Regions from separate parts of the Homo sapiens genome. Here regions 2 and 3 are each linked to region 1. A link is a contact called in ENCODE POLR2A ChIA-PET data. All regions are on one chromosome and are shown on one strand. The core of a region is the stretch at or near the end of the contact, and the rest is flanking DNA. Distances in the headings are between cores, read along the strand shown. Region 1 holds the start of ARRDC3-AS1 (ARRDC3 antisense RNA 1). Region 2 holds the start of PJA2 (praja ring finger ubiquitin ligase 2). Region 3 holds the start of FBXL17 (F-box and leucine rich repeat protein 17).

Region 1 (3,350 bases), core at 371-2,870:
TGCCTTCCTGAATGAATAGTGTGGAAGCCTTCTTCGGAATTATCATCATCTAAAACAAACATAAAAAGAAAACAAAGAATTTATTATTCAACATTTACATACTCCGCAGGGTGGCATAACTTTAAAGATGCTTACATAACAATTAAGACCACAAAACAAGCTTTGGAGTCTGAGAGATCTGAGTTCTAATTCTAACTTCATCATTTCCTCTGGACAAAATAAAAATCCTGTCGTCAGCTGCCTTATCTGTAAAATGGGGATAATGAATACTCACACCCCACAGGCTTTTTATTTTTTCTAATGGAAAATGACCCAAACTGCAAAGCATCTGTTTATAAAATAGTATATATACTCAAAAGGCTCGGGTCTCACATCATGGTAAGACAATGCTATCCTTTGTCTCCAACGGTTTGCTTAAATTTATCACATTAAGACTATAATGTATCAAAGAAAAACTGTTCATGCAACCCTCTTAAAATATGTCAGTTTATAGGGAATAATAATACCAGATGTGAATAGAATAGATACTCCAAAACCACTAGAAAACCTTGTCAAATAGACGGAGTAAAAAAAAAAAAAAAAAAAGCCACACATTGATTTTAATGTCAGATTTATAACTAAAAATAATTATTTATTGAACTAAAAATAATTATTTATTGATCTAAAATGATCACAACACTCAGTTGGTCCTAGCAACGACTAAAACTTGCATAAACTATACCTTAGATAATTACAAAGAACCGCATTTAGGTGGTGTCGGCTTATAAGGAAACAATATTTTCCAACATCCTTGAAAAAAATGAAGTCTAACTATTAATAGTTTCCAGTTTCTATAAAAAAGGGATGACCTTTCATTTTACAACCAATTTTTTTGGTGAAATTATTTTTTTTCAAGTGGCATGAAAATAAATATAATCGAAAATATGGGAGGGGGTTCTAGATCATTAAAGTGCCTATTTAGCGTTTTAAATAATTACAGAAATATCTTTTAAAGTTTTCTTGGTGTAGAAACCTTTACGATTAGCCCCCAGAGTAGAAAAAACTGGCACATTATTTAACTTTCCTTCAGCAAAGTATTGGATATACACAAAAAACGTGATGCCTCCCTGATATTAAACGAGAAAAAGGGGGAAAAAAGCATGTATACGTCGATACTTTCATTTAAAAATCATGGTGATTCGCTTATGTCTCCATACAATTTTCCTCGTCCCCTGTGCAAATTCCCCTGAACGGATTTCAGAACCAAAAACTAGCTGATGAGCTGGGGGCCATTTAAATTCGCTCCCCTCGAAGGCGCCCGAAGTTCGCCTTCCTTTCCCTTTCTTCCCTCTTCGCTCCCTTTTTGTGCCAGCTCAGCAGTCTCATTGAAGCGAGCGGCGGCGGCCGCGCCGTGGTAAACAAGTGCCGGGCTGTCAATCAAGAACTAGACCGGAGCAGGAGAGGACCGGCCTAAACCGGCGCGAGCAGATCCCAGCCGGCCTGCCCGCGCGCCGCCGCCGCCGCCGCTGCCGCCCGCGCGCCCCGCTATACATACGGCATACGTCGCGCGGCGCTCGCGCCCGTGCCCGCGCAACCTAGCCTGCTGGCCGGGGGGCGGGGCGAGCGAGCCGCGGCGCTTCCGCTTTACACGCCCCAGCCGGCGACCGGTTCCATCTGGCTCGGGCCACTCTGACACCTTTAGTTTCGGCAAGGGATATTGGGGTGGCGAAGGGGAGGCGGGGGCCCGAAGGCTTCGGAAAACGATGGGGGAGGGGGCAGAGGATACCCGTCGAAGCCCCCCCCTCCCCCAACATTTCGATATTGGAATCACTTTCCTTCTTCCTCGGGCCAGCCTTTGCTCTGTCCCCTCAGGTCAACTCAAGGTAGACAGTGTGGCGACTGGAGAGGTCGGGGAACAAGCTTTGTTTCAGCTAAGGGGAAAACAAGCGTTCACAGGAGTCCCCTGACACCTCCCACTCGGAAGATAGCTAACGGGGGTCCTGCCAACCCTTCCCATCCAACTTCCATCTGAAAAGGATTTTCTGCTAAAGTTGGGTCCATGGCCATCCAGCACCTGTAAGGCCGGCAGGAGCGTCTGCCCTCTACTCAGTTAAAGCCTGAAGTCGTTTCCTTTCGATGGCCCTTAGGAGGCCCAAAAGAGGGGCGACAGAACATGATGTTGACACGGGCTGGGCGCCCCCAGAAGCCCGGGAACAAACGTGAGTACGGGCTGGGTGGGGGTCGCTCTGGAGGAACCTTTACCGGCGCACGCCGGTTTCCTAGCCTCGCCCCAGCCGCGGCGCGAGCTCACTCTCCCCACCCGCCCGCGCCCAATCCAATCAGCGCCTGCCATCGCCTTAGCAACAGGCTAACAAACCTGGCTCCGCCTATCCCGGGCGCCCGGGGCGGGGTCTCAGTTACCAGGCTAGTTTGAGAGCTCCCAGTTTCAAGTCATTGAAACTATTCCAGACTGAGCTCGTCTACGCGTTGCAGGGTTTGGGGGGCATTTTGTTGGGGGTGCAGGGCATTTAGTTTTCTTTACCACGAAATCATGGTGCAACTAATGAAATTATATTTGTCCTCACATCTCGTTGTTCTACTTTTCCCCACTGCAAGTCTTAACCCCTTGAGGAAAAATCTGTTTTCTTTCATCCGTTTCATAAAAGGCTGCAATATTCAGAAAGGTACAAACACAAAGTCATCTATCTGCTTTTCAACAAATACCAAGGCTGTCATTAGGCATTTGCATCTCCTATCAGTGTTAACACTTGGAGAGATTAATTAGTTATTTCAGGATGCAAAGTACCTGTATCTAACTACGAAAATCCTGCTAAAGAACTGAGTTCACCTTAATAGTTTCAAAAATAATGCATTAATACTGTCCCTCAAAGCATCCTTCATTTCTCACTTGCCTTAGTCATCAGCACTTCTCCAGGATGTACGTTTTTAATATAAAAAATAAGGTAAAATATGTCTCTAATTTTTTTTCTGAAAAATCGCCAACATCTGAACTAAATACTGCATTAAAAAGGAGAGGCACAAAAATTACATAACCAGTTTTAACATTATATTCTTCTTGGGCTAGGAATTAAGTCATCGCCACCACCTGACGCGTGTAACCAATCTGCTGAGAGCAGAACAAGCGCCCCTCCTCACCACCCCCCAGAACTGGTCCGAAACAGGATTGAACCGCTTCTAACAAAGGGTGGAAACTTAGAAAAACAAGCCTAGAGTCTCCTATATTTCCACAATGTAACCATTTAAACAATAGATTGGAAATCTCAGGACTCCTTCTCCTTTTGACAACCCTTTATCTCTCTCTTCTAACCAAAAATCAAATCCAGTGTGCCCTATACTTTTCAATTCCATTT
Region 2 (3,350 bases), core at 257-2,756, about 18 Mb after region 1:
CCAACATATGTAATTAAGTCAATAAGCAAGCGGTATGCAAACATGTTTGGTATATGGTATAGCCTCCCTCAAAAAAAAAAACTTTACGTGTACTTGTATGTGTCTAGAAGTGCATTTGCAAGATTTTGAAAAATGAACACTAAACTGTCAACTTTACACTGGAGTGGGACTGGGGGATGAAAAGAAATATTTAAATTTTACCTAACAGTCCGTTATTTATATTGTTGAAGTGTACATCAAACTTGCATGTCTGCAATGAATTTTTAAAATTAAGTGGTCATCTCATATAAAAATGACATGAACCCCAAAAGACAATTACAACACTGAAAAATACAGTTTAAACGTTTATTACTGTTATCCTCAGGTTTATTCACATACACTTCAAATGATCCGTAGCCTTCAGCAAAGGTGACTGCCATTTTAAAGAAATGTGACCAAATATTTCATGATAAAACAGAATACATTAAGCCTGCAATGAAAATTTTAAACTTCACAGAACCAGCAGACTCAAAAGAAGCGCCTATGCGGATGTAAATTTTTTTTTTTTTAATGTCCGGAGAAGGAACTCTCAGATTACTCTCCTCCCTGCAAAACGACTATTTACCACCTCCCCTTTGCTTCAACTTGGTCTGAGCGTCTTTAACCTCACCATTTTGAATGTGCGCAAAATGATTACCAGTCATCTGAGGGAGGCCAAATTAAAGGTGCATCTGCAAGAGGAGCTCTGGCCTGACATCGCTAACTGAGAGCAGCCCTGGCGGAAAGGTGCTGATCCCGGGAGTAGAGCGACTGCTGCGGCTCGAGCGGGGTGTCTGCGTGCCGAGCCTCACTGACAATCGGGGAAAATGCAGACGCCCAGCAAAACGACGGCAACAGAAGGCTCCTCGGGGGAGGGGTGCTGCAGGCCTGTGGCGTAAGATGGTTCCGCTCTACGCGGGGTGACGGGAAACCGCAGAAGGTGGGTGTGAGGTGTTGGTTGGGGGGCAAACTCTTGTACAGTGGCGAGTGTAGGGGAAAGCCAGCGGGCTCCTTGGCCAAGTCACCAAGGACAGCAGAAGAGGCAGCAGTAAAGAGCGGCAGCGAAGACCCCGATACCAACCAATGTCATCTGTCGGGGGGCGGCGGGCGCGACCGTCCCGGATAGGAGCGCGGCCCGGGTCCGGGCTGGACAGGGCCCAGGAGGCGAAGAAGGCCTCCCACAGCCATCAACCCCACCCACCATGGCCGGCGCAGCAGGCCAGGGACAAGCCCCGCTCCTTCCGAAGCTAGAGACAGAGAAACTGAGGAGCTGAACGCAGCAATTTCCTCGCCCCGACCCCCACACTCCCGACAGCGGAACAAGCCAGACTGAAAAAAAAAAAAAAAAACCCTCACCGAAATGTGCAGCGGCTCCGGAGCGAGAACAGCGCTCGAACCTCCACCCGCCACCACCGCCTTCTTCTCCGCCTCCAACTCCTCCCCCGCCGAACGCGAAGCGGCTGGCGGCTGTGGCGGCGGCGGCGGCGGTGGCGGCGGCGGAAGCAGAGGCGGTGGCGGTGAGTCCCGCCCCTTGCGCCGCGGTGGAGGCGAAGGAGGAGAGTACGCAAGCCCCTCCCCCATAGCAGAGATGACCAGTCAGCTTACAGGGTCTCTGCTGGGGGACAATGCATACGCCCAATCAGAACCTGAGGAGTGGGCTCACGTCAATGGTTGGGACGTGGCAGAAAAAGGGAAAAATACTTGGACCTTCTCTACAGCCTGCTCCCCCATCTCCCTCAGGGGGAGTTCACCAATTGGCTGAAGAGCGGAAAGACGAAGCCGACTCAGTCCCCCGCCCCAGCCGAGCCCACCTCCTTTCCCTGCAGTACTGCGACGTTTGGGGAGGGGGCGGAGCACCGTGTAGGAGCTAAAACTGCGCGGCCTTTTGTGGTTTGGGCTGAGAGAAAAGGGCGGGGTCTCGGAAAGGGAAGGGGGTGTGGAGAACTAACAGAAAGACTGGCGCAGTTAGGCTTTTTCGGAAATTCCAACAGCAACAACCAAAATGGAGGCATTAAAATCGATCCTGATTCGACTGGAAACCTGATTAACAAGGTTAAGGTCTCCTGGCATAAAGTTCAGTTACAATGCAGATATCGGTGAGACAAAAAAAAAAAATGACACGAAGAAAGGCTTGTTTACCCACCCTGACCCTGGGCACTATATGGCGCTTTCCACCCTCCCTCTCCGCGCTGACCCTTGCCCCTCGCTTCTTATTCTGCTGGGGCGGGGTTCAGAGGAGGCCTGCCTTTCCTCTGTATAGCCTTGGGCTGACCACAGCCTCCCAGCTTGCATCTTGAGGCTGTTTGTCAAGCCGGGAAGTAACAGCTCCCATCACATGCAACCAAAATAAATACAACAGCTGCAGTCCCCGGACACCTTGCTTAATTTAAACCTGGGTAACAGTTTAGTTAATTATGTCAGTGATACAAAACTGTTTCTTCGTTCCGCACATATTCCCTTTATTCATCTTGAAACGTGTCCGCTTATCTGATTACAGTCCCTCTGTCTTCTCTTATTCCCCACCCCCGACCCGTCGCCTGATGCCCAGGATATATTCATCGCCACCCCTCCCCCGCGAATTAAGAGCCCCACTTCTTGTGCTGTCCCCTTAACAACAGCGAACTCTCTTGCCAGTGAACTGAGACTAATTTTTTTTTGCTGTTGATGGAAATAAATTACCCAAAATTTACTGTAGAAATTTAGGTTTATGAGAATTTGCCAGACATTTTGTGAAATCCAATCTGAATCCCAGCCCACTCCTGTAGTACGTTTCTTACCAAAAAACCATTCCTTGCTTGATATTACTCTGCCTTCACACGTGTTGCTATAGGAGTTCTGACTTTAACCATCCAAGTACCTCTTTGAAAAAAAACAAAATTCATATTTTAATTACATTTCCCTAGTTTCCCTTTAGGGTGTTCCAGATTGGCCCAACTGGATACATTAACCTGTTCTAGAAGGCAGGGATTCCCAAATTTCAACCTTTTTCATACTGTATCTGTGTATACTACTCACTGTCCTTTTTTCTTTAAATAAATGTATATTTTCTTTAATTTCTTTAAGAAGGAGACTTTATAAAAGTACTATAAATGGAAAACTAGCATCACCTATTATAAGTTGAAAGTAACTGTAAGAAAAATGAATGCAAAACAATGTTTTTAAATTGTGGCTAGAAACTGTTGTCCACTAAAGGCTCTAAGTCTAAAGACAACTGTCTTTGTTAAAAGGGCAAGCTACCAAGCATTAGACACACATTAAAGATACAGCACTCAAATGGTATTTTTATCATGATGTCATCAAAGGATAGAAAAAATAGAGCCGGAATAGCAATC
Region 3 (3,350 bases), core at 483-2,982, about 17 Mb after region 1:
GTATAAATTCCTCGATTAAAAAATTTTTTTTTCCACAGAATACCTGCGAAGTTTCTAAACCACTGGGTTGGGATTCTAATAATAGCTGAACCCTGAATGGTGGGTTATAGAGTCAAGCTATTAAAAGACATTCAGTAGACTCCAAGTGCTCCTACTTCAAAAAATAGGCCATAGGCAGAGGCCCCACTGGCTTCCCAGTCTCCCCTTGGGACGTCCCTAGGCTGCCAGGGAACCCCCCTCCTCCGCGCTTAGGGGGAGGAGAGAGAAAGCCTCGGAGGCGGGGGCCGGGGGTGGGGGAAAGCGAGCATCCCTGCGCCTCTCGCCCAGACCCACCTTGAGCAGGATGGACGGCGGCAGCTGGTTGATGTCTGGGGTTTCGGGGGGCGGCTCCCTGTGACAGTCGCAGGGGTTTTCGGGGGACTCCCGACAGTCCGCGTCGCCACATTCATGCTGCTGCTGGGCGGACAAGGGGGCGGTGCCCCCGGCTCGGACAGCGTCCCCGCCAGCTTCGGTGGGGGCACCTTCGGAGGTGGGAGAAGAGGGCGGAGGGCAGAGCGGCTGCGGGGGCTGCTCCGGGGCCTGGCAGCAGCCGGCGTCGGGGGGCCGGGGCGGCGAAGCGCCTCCCCCCGCAGGCCCTCCCCCGCCACCGCCGCCGCCGCCGCCGCCGCAGCCCCCGCCGCCGCAGCGGGGCTGCTTGCAGGGGGTGCAGGCGGGGACCCCGGCCCCCTTCCGCTTGCACACCATTTCGGGGGGCGTAGGGAGCTCGGCCGGTGACGGTGTCGGCCCCCGGAAGAGCTGCACGGCGGCGGGCGGCCCCAGGAAGCGCACCGGCCCCAAGCTGGCCAGGAAGAGACTTCGGCCCTGCTGCTCCCAGGCGGCGGCCGCAGCCAGCCCCAACTCTTTGCAGCAGGAGGCGGGCGACGAAGCCGAGGCGGCAGCGGCGGCGGCGGCGGCGGCCGAGGATAGCAGGAAGCGGCGGGCAGCAGCGGCGCAGTCCTCGGCGGCCAGGGCCGCGTAGCGCCGCGCCAGGTGCTGAGAGGAGGAGGCGGCAGCGTAGGCCCCGTCCCGCGGCGGCGGCGAGAGCGGCGGCTCCTCCTCTGGGCCGGCGGGGGCGGGCGCGCCGGGACTGTGCACGATGAAGCAGAGCATGCAGGGCCCGCGGAAGAAGCAGTCCCGGCTCCGGGGCGCCGCCGGCTGAGGGGGCACCTTGGCTGGGGTCCGGCGGGGCAGCCTGAGGAGAGGGCGCCGGCGGCGGCACCAACTGCAACAGCGAGGCCTCTTCTGGCTCGGGCGGTTACGCGGCTCCTTCGAGAGAAGGTGGCCCATATAGAAGGCCCCGAGGAGGGGGACCGGGACGGGAGGGAGGGAGACCCAGAGAGGCGGGCTCCCGGCAGCGGGGCAGGCCGCTCGCTGGCTCGGCCCCCGGAGGGGTCGCCCTTCCTGCGCACACACACGCACACACGGGCACACACGCGACGGTGGGGGGTGGGCGTCAGCTGCGGGCCGCCGGAGTGCCCGACGGGGGCTACATGCTTTGCCCAGGGAAGCCGGGAGAACGATGGGCGCGAGCTTTGGGGACGCGAGGGAGGGAGCGAGCGAGCCTGCCGGCTAGGCGACCAGTCCGGGCCCGGCCAGCCGGCTCAGTCAGTCAGCGGAGCGGCCGGGGAAAGGCCGGGTCCCGCTCGGACCATTTTAACTGCGGATCCGCCGCCGGCGCGCGCACCCGCGACTCTGCTCGGAGCCGCAGGAGCGCGCGGCCCGTTCCGGCAGGGGGCGGAGCCAGTTGCGGTGGCGCGCTCGTGGCGGGGACGCCGGCACCCGGCTGCTCACCCGGGACGGCCGTCACACCGGCACTACGGGAAGAAGCCGGCCGGCTAGGGCACGGAGCTCTGGGCTTGCGGGGTGCGGCGCACGCCCCTCCCTCCCACCGCCTAAGGTTTTTCCGAAGCTGCTGGGCGTGCGCCGCGTTTCTGAGGCGGGAGGAGACACTTCCGAGCCAGCTGTGTGACATCCGTTTACACAGCCGCGCTGACGTCTCGAGGTGTAAGTTCAAGAGCTGCCATTGGCCGGGAGCCGCTGGGCTCTTCCCCTCACCTTCCACCCCTGTCACCACCCCTGACTCGGAAACCGAGGCCACTTCGAAGCCGCGAGGCGGGTTCCGCCGGAAGGGCCAGTGTGGGCGCTGACCGCGCTTCGGGCAGAGTGGCAGATGCGGCCCCTGGGTGATGCGCACCGAAGTCATGTGAGGGGTTGATTGGTTGTGCGGCACCACTGTTTACCCACTTGTGTTTTCTTAATTGTTGCGTACTACTGCCTTTCCACAACTTTATTTCAGAATGAAAGCATATATCAAATTACCTGTGCACAGCAGAAAGATAACAGCTTCCCCACCCAGTGAGCCATTCAACACCCAGGCTACAAACTGTAGATCACTTTATTGTCTACACCCTCGGAATCCTGTCTAGCCGTCTGTTGTATATTTTAAACATGACGGTGCAGTGCCTGCTATATGACAAACGTTGGTGATCCAGATGAGAAAGAGGAAACAGCTATGCAGGCAGTCCTTTAGAAGGTTTGACTATATCGAGGCTAAAGAGCTAGGGCAGCTGCTAGAGCGGTACCTGGTGCGGAGAGGTTAGCTTTCACAAGCGAAAAATTAGAGGAGGCAAATACCATGGGAATGAGCCACTCTAGTGAGAGAAATAAGAGGAGAAGGTGGAATGGAGAGTGCTTTAGGAAGGATACTTTCTTCATTGTGATTACAGAGAATGAGGAAAGGTAGATAAAGGACGGATACAGAGAGGTGGATGTTTCTAGCAGGAAGGTGAAAGAGTTCCTTTCTGTTGGTTTCTGTTTTGCTTCAGATAGAGCTTGGTTACCTGCTGAAGGGTGGAAGAGAAGTGGCAGGTGTTTAAAAAAAAATCTGCTAAGGATAACTTGAGAGAGCTGACTGAGGAAGAAGTATTGCAATATTCAAGGCCCAGTGGCTTGGAGAAGACCACTGTTGGAACCTACATTGCTATTCCCACTATAGTGGCCAGCCCCACCCAGCCTGCTCTCAAACATGCTGTCAAACAATTGTTAATTCTGGCCTTTTTGTCAGAAATGACCAATCTTAAGTCTGTCACATTCAGGGATCCTTTCAGAGCCTAATGACAGTTATGTGGAATTCTAGAAGCAAATATTTGTCAAAAGATTTCACAGACATACACGCTATTCACTATCAAATGCATTGCCTGAACGACATTTACGTACACATATAATCCACATAACTTTCATCCATTTGCCTGTAGGAGAATCTTCCAGGGCCCCAGAGCAGTGCTTGAGGACTTATTACAGATCCTTTGACA

Evidence for each region. ChIA-PET counts read pairs that join two places held with the same protein, here RNA polymerase II (POLR2A).
Region 2: POLR2A ChIA-PET joins it to region 1 with 51 read pairs in PC-3. The contact joins the promoter of PJA2 here to the promoter of ARRDC3-AS1 in region 1. POLR2A ChIA-PET finds 5 or more read pairs at or near these places in 6 of 52 experiments (CD4-positive, alpha-beta T cell, CD4-positive, alpha-beta memory T cell, CD8-positive, alpha-beta memory T cell and 3 more).
Region 3: POLR2A ChIA-PET joins it to region 1 with 11 read pairs in CD4-positive, alpha-beta T cell. The contact joins the promoter of FBXL17 here to the promoter of ARRDC3-AS1 in region 1. POLR2A ChIA-PET finds 5 or more read pairs at or near these places in 10 of 52 experiments (CD4-positive, alpha-beta T cell, CD4-positive, alpha-beta memory T cell, CD8-positive, alpha-beta T cell and 7 more).

The regions. Positions count from the first base shown.
Region 1 is chr5:91,378,727-91,382,076 of GRCh38, forward strand. It overlaps ARRDC3-AS1 (ARRDC3 antisense RNA 1), which reads left to right and starts at 1,621. Exons shown (of 3, transcript NR_027435.1): 1 at 1,621-2,198. It overlaps ARRDC3 (arrestin domain containing 3), which reads right to left. Exons shown (of 8, transcript NM_020801.4): 2 at 1-49. RefSeq lists silencers at 1,483-1,662, 2,283-2,352.
Region 2 is chr5:109,408,468-109,411,817 of GRCh38, forward strand. It overlaps PJA2 (praja ring finger ubiquitin ligase 2), which reads right to left and starts at 1,507. Exons shown (of 10, transcript NM_014819.5): 1 at 1,375-1,507. RefSeq lists enhancers at 592-691, 732-851, 1,962-2,141 and a silencer at 1,372-1,451.
Region 3 is chr5:108,380,366-108,383,715 of GRCh38, forward strand. FBXL17 (F-box and leucine rich repeat protein 17) reads right to left here and starts at 1,733. Exons shown (of 9, transcript NM_001163315.3): 1 at 334-1,733. The coding sequence starts at 1,326. RefSeq lists silencers at 584-663, 684-1,433, 1,634-1,883 and an enhancer at 1,984-2,103.